Regions from separate parts of the Homo sapiens genome. Here region 1 is linked to region 2. The links are chromatin contacts, found by Hi-C or POLR2A ChIA-PET in ENCODE. All regions are on one chromosome and are shown on one strand. The core of a region is the stretch at or near the end of the contact, and the rest is flanking DNA. Distances in the headings are between cores, read along the strand shown.

Region 1 (4,645 bases), core at 1,944-4,443, 33 kb after region 2:
AATTGGAAAACCTTGATTCTGCATGTGTTTCAAATACTGAGGCTTTTTAACAGAAGAGTCCAAACATGCCTCAGGGTACATAGTTGAATTTGACAACCTAAAAGCTTGAGGTGTGTTGAAGGACAGGCATAATAAGGCACTTGTAGAGGAGTGGGGTGTTGCCGTTGGGAGGGGTGCAGGGAGTCTGTACTTACTCTGGTGAGGAGCAGGCTGCCACTGGGGGTTTTTGAGCAAAGAAGTTATGTAATCAGGGCTGCATTTTCAGAATGATCAAACAGTTGGTGGATGAGTTGGAGTGAGAAGAAGATAGATGCAGGGAAGAGCAGTGTTAGAATCTGCTACTGTAGTCCTGGTGAAAGGCTATGGGAGTCAAAATTAGGGTGGTGACATCTGTGTGGCAGGCAGCAGGGGACAGATACAAGAGCCATTCCAGAGATAGAATACGGCACTATAACCTGTTAGAATAGATATCAAATGTCAAGGATAACTGGGCTTTCGGGTTTGGATGCCTCCTCTCAGGAATTGCTTCCTCTAAGATGCCTTCCTGATTGCTGTCCATGCCCATCAAGTGGGAGGCTCTACCCCCAGCTTTGCTGTGCCCTTCATGGACTTCTGCTACTGTATTTAATATATTGTACTGCATCTACTTGTTTCTGTGTCTTTCCCGGTCTGTGGTTTCTCTAGGACAGGTTCACAGCTTTGTCCTTTTTGTATCTTCAGTGCCATTCTTGGACATGCTGAGTTTGTTTCACTGTCAGGGACTCTGGAAAGATAGATACAGCGGGCGGTCGCAAATGTCTGGTAGGCCGATGCTGAGGAGCGAGGAGGAACAAGATACAAGACAGGGAGATCACATGCATAGCAATGATACTTCATGTTGTAGGATTGGATGATAGCTTTGCAGACGGGGGTGCAGTATAAGGGAGAGATCAGAAAAGGTGTGAGGGCAGAATTATGGAAAAAGCTTATGTTTGTAGCATAGTAGAAAGAAGAAAAATCTGTAAGGAAAACAGAGGAGTCAGAGAGAGAGGGCAGAGCAGCGGGTTCACTCATGGCCCCAAATGTAGTTTCAGAACTCCATAGTCGCTTCTTAATCATGTTTATGCACACAGTGCTGTTCCTCAGATATTCCTAGTCACTGCTCTGCTGAAGAAGTGACAGAATCTCTGTTTCTTGTGGGTGAGATGGCTCTAGCAAGACAAAAGCCATATTTAGATTCATTGGTCCTTTTTCTTGATGCAGTATTTCTTAGGCATTTAATCTTTTGAGGTTTTAGGGCAGGGTAATAGGCTTTTTGTAAGTAGCTGTGTTGTAAAATATAATAGGGTAAGAGCGTCATCTGAGAACTTTTGCCTGTATCATTTGGAAACAAGCATTGCTTGGCTACAGAAGCACACAGATGTTAGCTCTATCCATGACAGTCTGGCCAGGCCGTTCTGTACCCATCGCAGAGAATTGGCTTCTCAGAGCCTAGTGCCTTTAGGCCCCTGAATCATGTAGATAACTCCCCTTGTTTTCATTTGGTGCTCACTTAGTAGCCTTTTGAGAATTTGACTTCCTTGTTGCCAACAGAGAGAAAGTATGTGAGGCAGGTTGACAGTGCTATCTAATCTACCAGATACTTCTGTTTCTCATTATGAATCAATTAACTGGCAGTCTGATTGTATATATCTGATTCCATAAGTCTTATAGTTTGACATTCAAGTCTGACTCTGGAATACCGGCTAGATTGTCTGAGTCACTGGGCAGGGGCCTGGACCTGGCGAATTCACTCAGGTAAATGCCACAAGGTAACAGCCTGTCTGCAGGGCCAGCCAGCTTAACTGGACTCTATCCTGTCTCATTACCCTCCTCCAAACCTTTGAAGTGGACTTTGAATGAGAAATTCAGTCAAAAGATAACATTTCCATATCAGCGTGGCTTAGATGGGCACAGACGTAGTCAGTATAGCTGAAGAGTTTCCTTAGTCCTATAAAGCTGGAGTTGTTAATTCTGTAGCATAAGCAGCACATTATCTTTCTAGGTTTGGAAAAGGCACGTTGAGAAACTTTCTGGAGGTGAGTAGAAACAAAGCCTCAAGTAGTTACACACTCCAGAGTCATGAAAGATCTGTAGATCCGCATTTATATCTCATGCCCTTTTTAACAGTGAGGCTTGAACTTGCCAAAATACTACACCCTACCTTTTAAGCAGTTTGATGAAAATCACCTGATAGGAAGTGGGCGTCTCTGGACACAGTTGCTTTGCCAACATGTGGGTGGTGGTTGGTGCTAACCACCCTGCATGTCTGGTTCTCTGGATGGCAGTGTAAGTGTATCCAGGTTGCCTGGGCTGAAGGCATATCAGACAAGGGGAGTTTGTATGAAGAGTGCCATGCTTGTTCGTGCCTCCTGCTTTTGCACATGACTAAAACAACTTCTCTTTCTCTCCACCTATATGTTTCCTATTGCTGCTGTAATGATTTACCACAAATTGAATGGCGTAAAACAGTACAAATTTATTGTCATAAAGGTCTAGAGGCCAGAAAGTCCAAAATGTCTCTGGCTAGGCTGTAATCAAGGTGTTGGCAGGGCTATATTTCTTTCTAGAGGCTTTGGGACAAAATCTGTTTTCTTGCCTTTTCCAGTTTCTAAAGGCAGCCTGCATCCCTTGGCTTTGTCTGCAAAGTCAGCAGCCATATTCCCCCAGCTTCTGCTTCCATTCTCACATGCCTGTCTCTCACTGTCCTGCCTCCCTCTTTCACTTATAAGGACCCCCGTGATTTTACTGGGCCCAGCCAGATAATCCAGGTTAAGTCTCCCCTTCACGAGAGCCTTAACTTGGTCACACCTTCAAAGTCCCTTTTGCCATATAAGGTATTCATAGGTTCCAAGGACTAGGATGTGGACCTCTTTGGGGACCTACCACACTCCCCTTCTGATCCTCATAAATGTTATTGCCTGAGACAGTCCACTGTTTCTTTCCAGCCCAATTAGTTGTTTATGCAGTTTCTGTCTTTCCTCTTCGTACCACTTTTCTCTCTGAAGTTCTTGTTTGTGATTGTGTGTTATTTAACTTTTCGCTCCTAATACCTAGCACTGTCCTTGGGACATAGTGACCCCTTAATAGATCTTTGCTGAATAACTGTGTGGCTGTAGCTGGGTTCTGGCCGGGGGCACAAACGCCGGAAGTCTGACCAGCCTCAGGATGTGCCTCCGCCAGCGTGTAAGGCAGCAGCCACTAGAGGGAAGGCCTGTGCTTTGCAATCTGGCACTCTGGGTTGGGACTTGCATTGGCTGTTACCTGTCTTTGTGACCTTGGGTAAGTTACATCATTTCTTTGTGCCTCAGTTTCCTCATCTTTGAAAGGTAGGATAAGAAATACTACCTGGGACTATATGAGAAGTAAATTATATACTTGGAATGCAGTATTTATAGTTTGTAGCGTATCACTAAGCAAAAGTGAAACTTCTGTGCTCTTACATGGGAAGGAAGAGGTATCAGGCCATCTGACAGGGAAAGAAGCAGAGCCATGCAAAGTTGGGAGCACAGTTGTAAAAAGGATTATTTAATTTTGTGTTCCTTTCAGCCACAACTGGTAGCACCTCTAAATAAAAGGCATATATTTTGCTTTGAGGTTTTGCAGATGATTTTATTTAGGTGCAGAACTTGTGGATTCCAGTCATCTTTCTAGGACTTTGGGCACCCTGAATTGAGCAAGTCTTTTACTCTTCAGAGACCCAGCTACTGCAAAGGTCCAAATACTTAGTTTCATTTAAATTTTATTAAAATGGTATACAAGTATACTAGGTATTTATCTTGGGACTGGAACAGTTAGGTGCTATGGGGACTTCACTGGTATAGCCTCCACCATGACAGAGCAATAAGCCTGATATTATTCTGAGTGGCTTAGGAATTAGCCAGCCATCTCGAGCCTAATGTGGTCTGACCTTCTCTGGTGGTGGTGCTAGATGTAGTCTCCCATAGACTGGTGGGCTGTTTATTTTCAGGATATAAATAATGTAACCTGGAATTGTGGTTCTGCATTGTTTCCATCCGCGAATGTTTAGCTTGTTGGAACAATTGATTTGTCGGTTCCAGAAGCGAGTAAACTGACCTGCGAGGAACACTTCCCCTGTAAGAAGCAATCCCTTGAAAGATAAACAGTAGTGCATCTGGGAGCAGATAGGCGGCTCTTAGCACTTCAGGAATCATAAAAACAGATGACTGTGAAATTCTTAGATTTCAGTATCCTTTTTCTTTAACCTTTTCCTTTTTCATTTATTTTCCTTTGTGGTGGTGTTTCTCATGATGATCCTTTAGAAGTGAAGCCAGTATTTGTGTGGTAATATTTCCTTAGTGTACTCTTTAATTAGATCAGTAGGCCTCCCACATAGTTCAATCCAAAGGCCAGAGCAAATTTAGAAGCTACCAATGTACAAGGAAATATTTTTGAACATGAAAGAAACAATTTAGTAACTATGAGAATAAATGGTGTTTCTGATCCAAGTACTATCATTTGCATAATAATAAAATATCAGAAAAAAATGGAAAATTTTACAGAACAGTATTAAAATATTGGGATGAACAGGAGAGAAGGTGCAAGGAGAAAGCAAGCTATGGATTACGTATCAAATAGCTACAGGACAATGCGGTTTTATAATTTC
Region 2 (4,601 bases), core at 1,542-4,041:
GAGTAGAATATATACCTAACCATAACATGTGACTTGTGTGTGTTTTTTGTTTTTGTTTTTTTTATGTAATGTTTTACTTAGGTTAAGTTGTTCTCATGGCCAGAAGAGAGAAATCTTTTTACTTTTTTTTTTTGAGATGGAGTCTTGCCCTGTCACGCAGGCTGGAGTGCAGTGGTGTGATCTCAGCTCACTGCAACCTCCGCCTCCCAGGTTCAAACCATTCTCCTGCCTCACTCTCCTGAGTAGCTGGAATTACAGGCATGTGCCACCACACCCTGCTAATTTTTGTATTTTTGGTAGAGATGGGGTTTTGCCATGTTGGCCAGGGTGGTCTCAAACTCATGACCTCAGGTGATCTGCCCACCTCGGCCTCCTTCTTTTTACTTTATAATTCCTTTGCCTTTGAGTTAATTTGCTTGAATAATTTAACTTTTTATCACTTACAAAAAACAAATCTTTAAAAAAAGACTAAGTTTGTGCCTGGTCCTGTGGTAAAACTAAGCACATGTAAAAGAAGCAAACAACTCATGTTAATATAAATACATGTATTAAAAAGATGCGGATACCTTAATTTCTCTCTTGAGGTCTAGTTCACTCAGTTAACTATGCTTCAGAAACTTTAAAGCAATAGAGATTCATGGACTCCATTTTAGACCTACTAAATCAGAATCTTCATACCACTTTTGACTTCATGTTTTTTTTTTTAATCAAACCTCCATTGGGGATAATGTATAATCAGCCAAGATAGAAAATTATTATACTATCATAGTAATAAGGATGGTTAACCAAGTTGTACACAGTATGGAATAGGGACTGTATCTGTTTTATTCATCATTCTCTCCCTCCTTCTAGTACCTGACACATAGTAGGTACTCAGTATATATTGTTAAATGAGTCCTGTTTTCTTAATTGCCTTGTTTTCCAGAGTAAGCCTTCTTTTTGAACACACAAAGCTATTGTACCATTTCCTTTTCCTGGAACAAAGTGTTGCATTGCTCAAGGAAACTGCTCTGTGGCTAGCCTCCCCTTTCATTTACTGTTACCTTCAGGAAAACAGGCATGACAGAGGCCCATAGTACACTCTGAGAAATATGGGATCTCTGTCTTCTTGCACTCCCTTGGAGCTAATGGTGTGATGTGAGCCGAGAACAGTTGGGGCTTTAGTATTAGACATATAGTACTTGGCTTAGAATTGGGCTTTGTTACTTACTATTTCCTTTTAGTTTTCCCTGAATTTCCATGTTCACTTTGTAAAATGGGCATTTTAATTTCCATTATTAAATATTAAAAATACCCTTGCTTTAGTTCTTAACACTTTAATATAATGGTAACCCTTATGACTTGAATATTCTTGTCTCTCTCATCTTTAGGACTCCTGTTATTATAGGATCACCTCTCATCTGAGATAGCTGCCTCTCAAAGTAGGCATCTCTCTACTCTCCATCTGGCAGCCTTTTCCCTTCCCTTCATGCTCCATTCCCCTCACCCCAGCTCCCTACATTTCTTCTTTAAGCCAGAAGTGGCTTCCTTTGCTTAAACCCGTCTTATATTTTGAAAGCTAAACCCTGCATTCCTGGACCACTGTCTCTGAAAGTTGCTTCCAGGCTCTTTTTTTTCTTTTGAGACGGAATTTCACTCTTGTTGCCCAGGCCGGAGTGCAATGGCGTGACCTCAGCTCACTGCAACCTCTGCCTCCCAGGTTCAAGCGATTCTTCTGCCTCAGCCTCCCGAGTAGCTAGGATTACAGGCGCACACCACCATGCTTGGCTAACTTTTTGCATTTTTAGTAGAGATGGCGTTTCACCATGTTGGCCAGGCTTGTTTTGAACTCCTGACCTCAGGTGATTCACCCACCTCGGCCTCCCAAAGTGCTGGGATGACAAGCGTGAGCCACTGCGTCTGGCAAATTTTTTTGTATTCTTAGTAAAGGCGGGGTTTTGCCATGTTGGCCAGGCTGGCCTTGACTCCTGGTCTCCAACTCCTGGCCTCAGCCTCCCAAAGTGTTGGGATTACAGGCGTGAGCCACTGTGCCTGGACACTTCCAGGCTCTTTTAAGAAAGGTTGCCACTGGGTAGAAACGTACAGATACCTTGGGGTCCTCTCTGGTGGAATTGGTACCAGATCTCACACATCTCCTCGTCACCTCGTCCTAGGGCACTTCCAGCTCTGAGTGAGAAAGAACTCTGGTGCACAGCCTCTTGGGACTTCCTTTCTCATGGTCCCTGGTGTCTCCTCATACGTTTCTTAGGATTTTCTTTGCTCCCTCTGAACCTTAAGAGACTGCCCAGAAGGGCCACCTTATGGTTTAAGATGTGTGATTATTCATTTTCCTCTCCAGTGCATCCTCTCTTGTGACTACAGTTAAATAGATCTCAACATTTTAATTCCTTCCTTGAGAACCTTTGTGGTGCTCCCCACTGTCTAGAGAATAAAGTCTAAACTGCATGATATGACACATACTCACCTCTTGTGGCCCTTCACATTTCCCCACCAGACATGCGGTGTTCTGCCCCATTTTGTGAATATGCCTCATTCCCCTTTTTTGGCCTGTCCTTCCAGTTCCTCTGCCTAGCAAACTCCAACTCAGGCCTTCAAGAGCCAGCTCAGTTATCACCTCCTCTGTGAAGCCTGCCTGTCTCTCCAACATATTATGATGGCAGATAAGTTAAGGGAAAATATTTCAAGAGTTTTTGCCTTCCTTTTCTCTTCCTCTCCCAGCATTTCATTTTAGAACAGTGCTTGGGCATCCAGTCCACAGATGTTCAAGGACAGGAATGGAAAAATTTGTTCTTGTGTACGGAGTATTATGCAAGAGCTGGGCCTTGAGCCTGTTCTGTGGCCAAAACCCAGTTAAAATAGTCACATTGCCTTTCACTGCAGAAGCTAAAGAAGTTTCTGTTGCTCTTCATTGAGTGAGAAGGAAGCTTCATTTCTTCCATTTTATTCTTGATAAAAAAACCAAAGCACACAATATTTTAAGGAAGTTATTGAGTGGGATACAGTGAGTCAGGATCCAGTTTTCTAACTGAAATCCTTCAATTTTCAGCCAGTTATAGCCCCTCAGAAAGCAGTTAGGTTATCTGCTAATATTGTTATAGAAATAATTAGGTGAATTTAGAGTAAAAAACAAAAGCTTTGATGAGGATCCACTGTTTAATTTTAAAAGACCTAAGTAGTCTCAATAATATGTATGTGTGTGTGTTTGTGTGTATATGTGGGCAGATGGTGAAGGGAGAGGAAATCAAGAGTGTAAAGTCACAATTTCCAAACTTTTTTTTTTTTTTGAGACAGAATCTGGCTCTGTCGCCCAGGCTGGAGTGCGGTGGCGCAATTTCGGCTCACTGAGACCTCCACCTCCCAGGTTATAAGCAATTCTCCTGGGATTACAGGCACCTGCCACCATGCCTGGCTAATTTTTGTATTTTTAGTGGAGATGGGGTTTCGCCATGATGGCCAGGCTGGTCTTGAACTCCTGACCTCAGGTGATCCACCCACTTCAGCCTTCCAAAGTGCTGGGATTACAGGTGTGAGCCACTGCGCCTGGCCTCCAAACACTTTTTTATGTATAAAAATTTGCTGTGTGCAGTTGACATTGTTGACTTTCACTTTGTTCCTGGGGCTTACCCTAAGAGTGAGGATGTCTTTTTCATATATGACTTTTACATTTTAAAAACAGAATGGAATTGTAAGATTTTAAATAATCGGCGTTCTGGACTGTGTGACATAGAACATGTCATTTCACTAAGCCGTGGTTTCCCTTTCAGTAAAATGAACAGGTGAGTTACAGTCAGTGATTTTCAAAATCTTATCAATGAGCACATTGCCTCTCTTTTCAGGCAATCTTGTGTGGATTACCAGTTTTAAATACAGTATCCCTTCACCCCTACCACATCACACGCATTCATACACACACACACACACACACACACACACACACACACACACGCACTCTGAAAGCAGACAGCACTAGAACTCCAGTGGTTTGAGTGGAGGACCTGGGTCCTTGTCACCCTCCACAAGGCTTTCCCAGGGATCCAGCCCTCACCTGGGTCCTGGCTACTCATGGGCTCAGACCAGCAGTATCAGTACCATCTAGAAGCTTGTGAGACATGTACCCTTATGACCTGCCCCAGACCTACTGAATACAGGCTGTGTAGGTGGGGCCCACCAATCTATGTTTCATCAGGCACTCCAGGTAATAATAAGCCACAGTAGCATTTGAGAACTGCTGGCTCTTTGAGTGCCAAGCAATTTTTAACCAAGATTTTAAATGGCAGGGGTGGGAAAGCGGCGGGTGGGAGGCATTCAGTTGGAACACTTGGTTTAAGTTGAAGTATGTTCCTTGTACTATCTGTATCATGATAAATATATACTAGTGATGGAAGAGTTCCTTTTGTGTGACTAACATATAGGTAGCAGCTTATGTGAACTCTTCTAGAAGTCATACTGCCATATGGGAAAAATTGGGACAAAGTGGCAAGAATTCCAAATACGGAAGAAAATGAACGTACAGCATACTCTTGGCATTTGACCTTTGGAATTGTTAACAATCCAAAGACTCAGTTGCATTTTAGATCACATTCCACGACATAGACTCACAG

Evidence for each region. A loop is a pair of places that touch in the nucleus more often than their neighbours do. ChIA-PET counts read pairs that join two places held with the same protein, here RNA polymerase II (POLR2A).
Region 1: a loop to region 2 is called in a map of Right ventricle myocardium inferior, with 2.2 times the contacts of the local background. The contact joins two enhancer-like sites. A Hi-C loop is called at or near these places in 2 of 168 maps with a recorded cell type or tissue (Right ventricle myocardium inferior and cardiac septum). POLR2A ChIA-PET finds 5 or more read pairs at or near these places in 4 of 52 experiments (A549, MCF 10A, activated CD4-positive, alpha-beta T cell and 1 more).

What each region holds. Positions count from the first base shown.
Region 1 is chr3:172,286,566-172,291,210 of GRCh38, forward strand. All of the region lies in intron 7 of FNDC3B (fibronectin type III domain containing 3B), which reads left to right. Among named protein-coding and RNA genes, the nearest start is that of GHSR, 160 kb to the right of the region's middle. RefSeq lists an enhancer at 3,014-3,308. Within about 2 kb of position 3,194, at least 9 of the 41 ENCODE cell types and tissues checked have a DNase peak (open chromatin) inside an H3K27ac peak, as active enhancers do.
Region 2 is chr3:172,253,665-172,258,265 of GRCh38, forward strand. All of the region lies in intron 6 of FNDC3B (fibronectin type III domain containing 3B), which reads left to right. Among named protein-coding and RNA genes, the nearest start is that of GHSR, 190 kb to the right of the region's middle. RefSeq lists a silencer at 2,444-2,639. Within about 2 kb of position 2,792, at least 13 of the 41 ENCODE cell types and tissues checked have a DNase peak (open chromatin) inside an H3K27ac peak, as active enhancers do.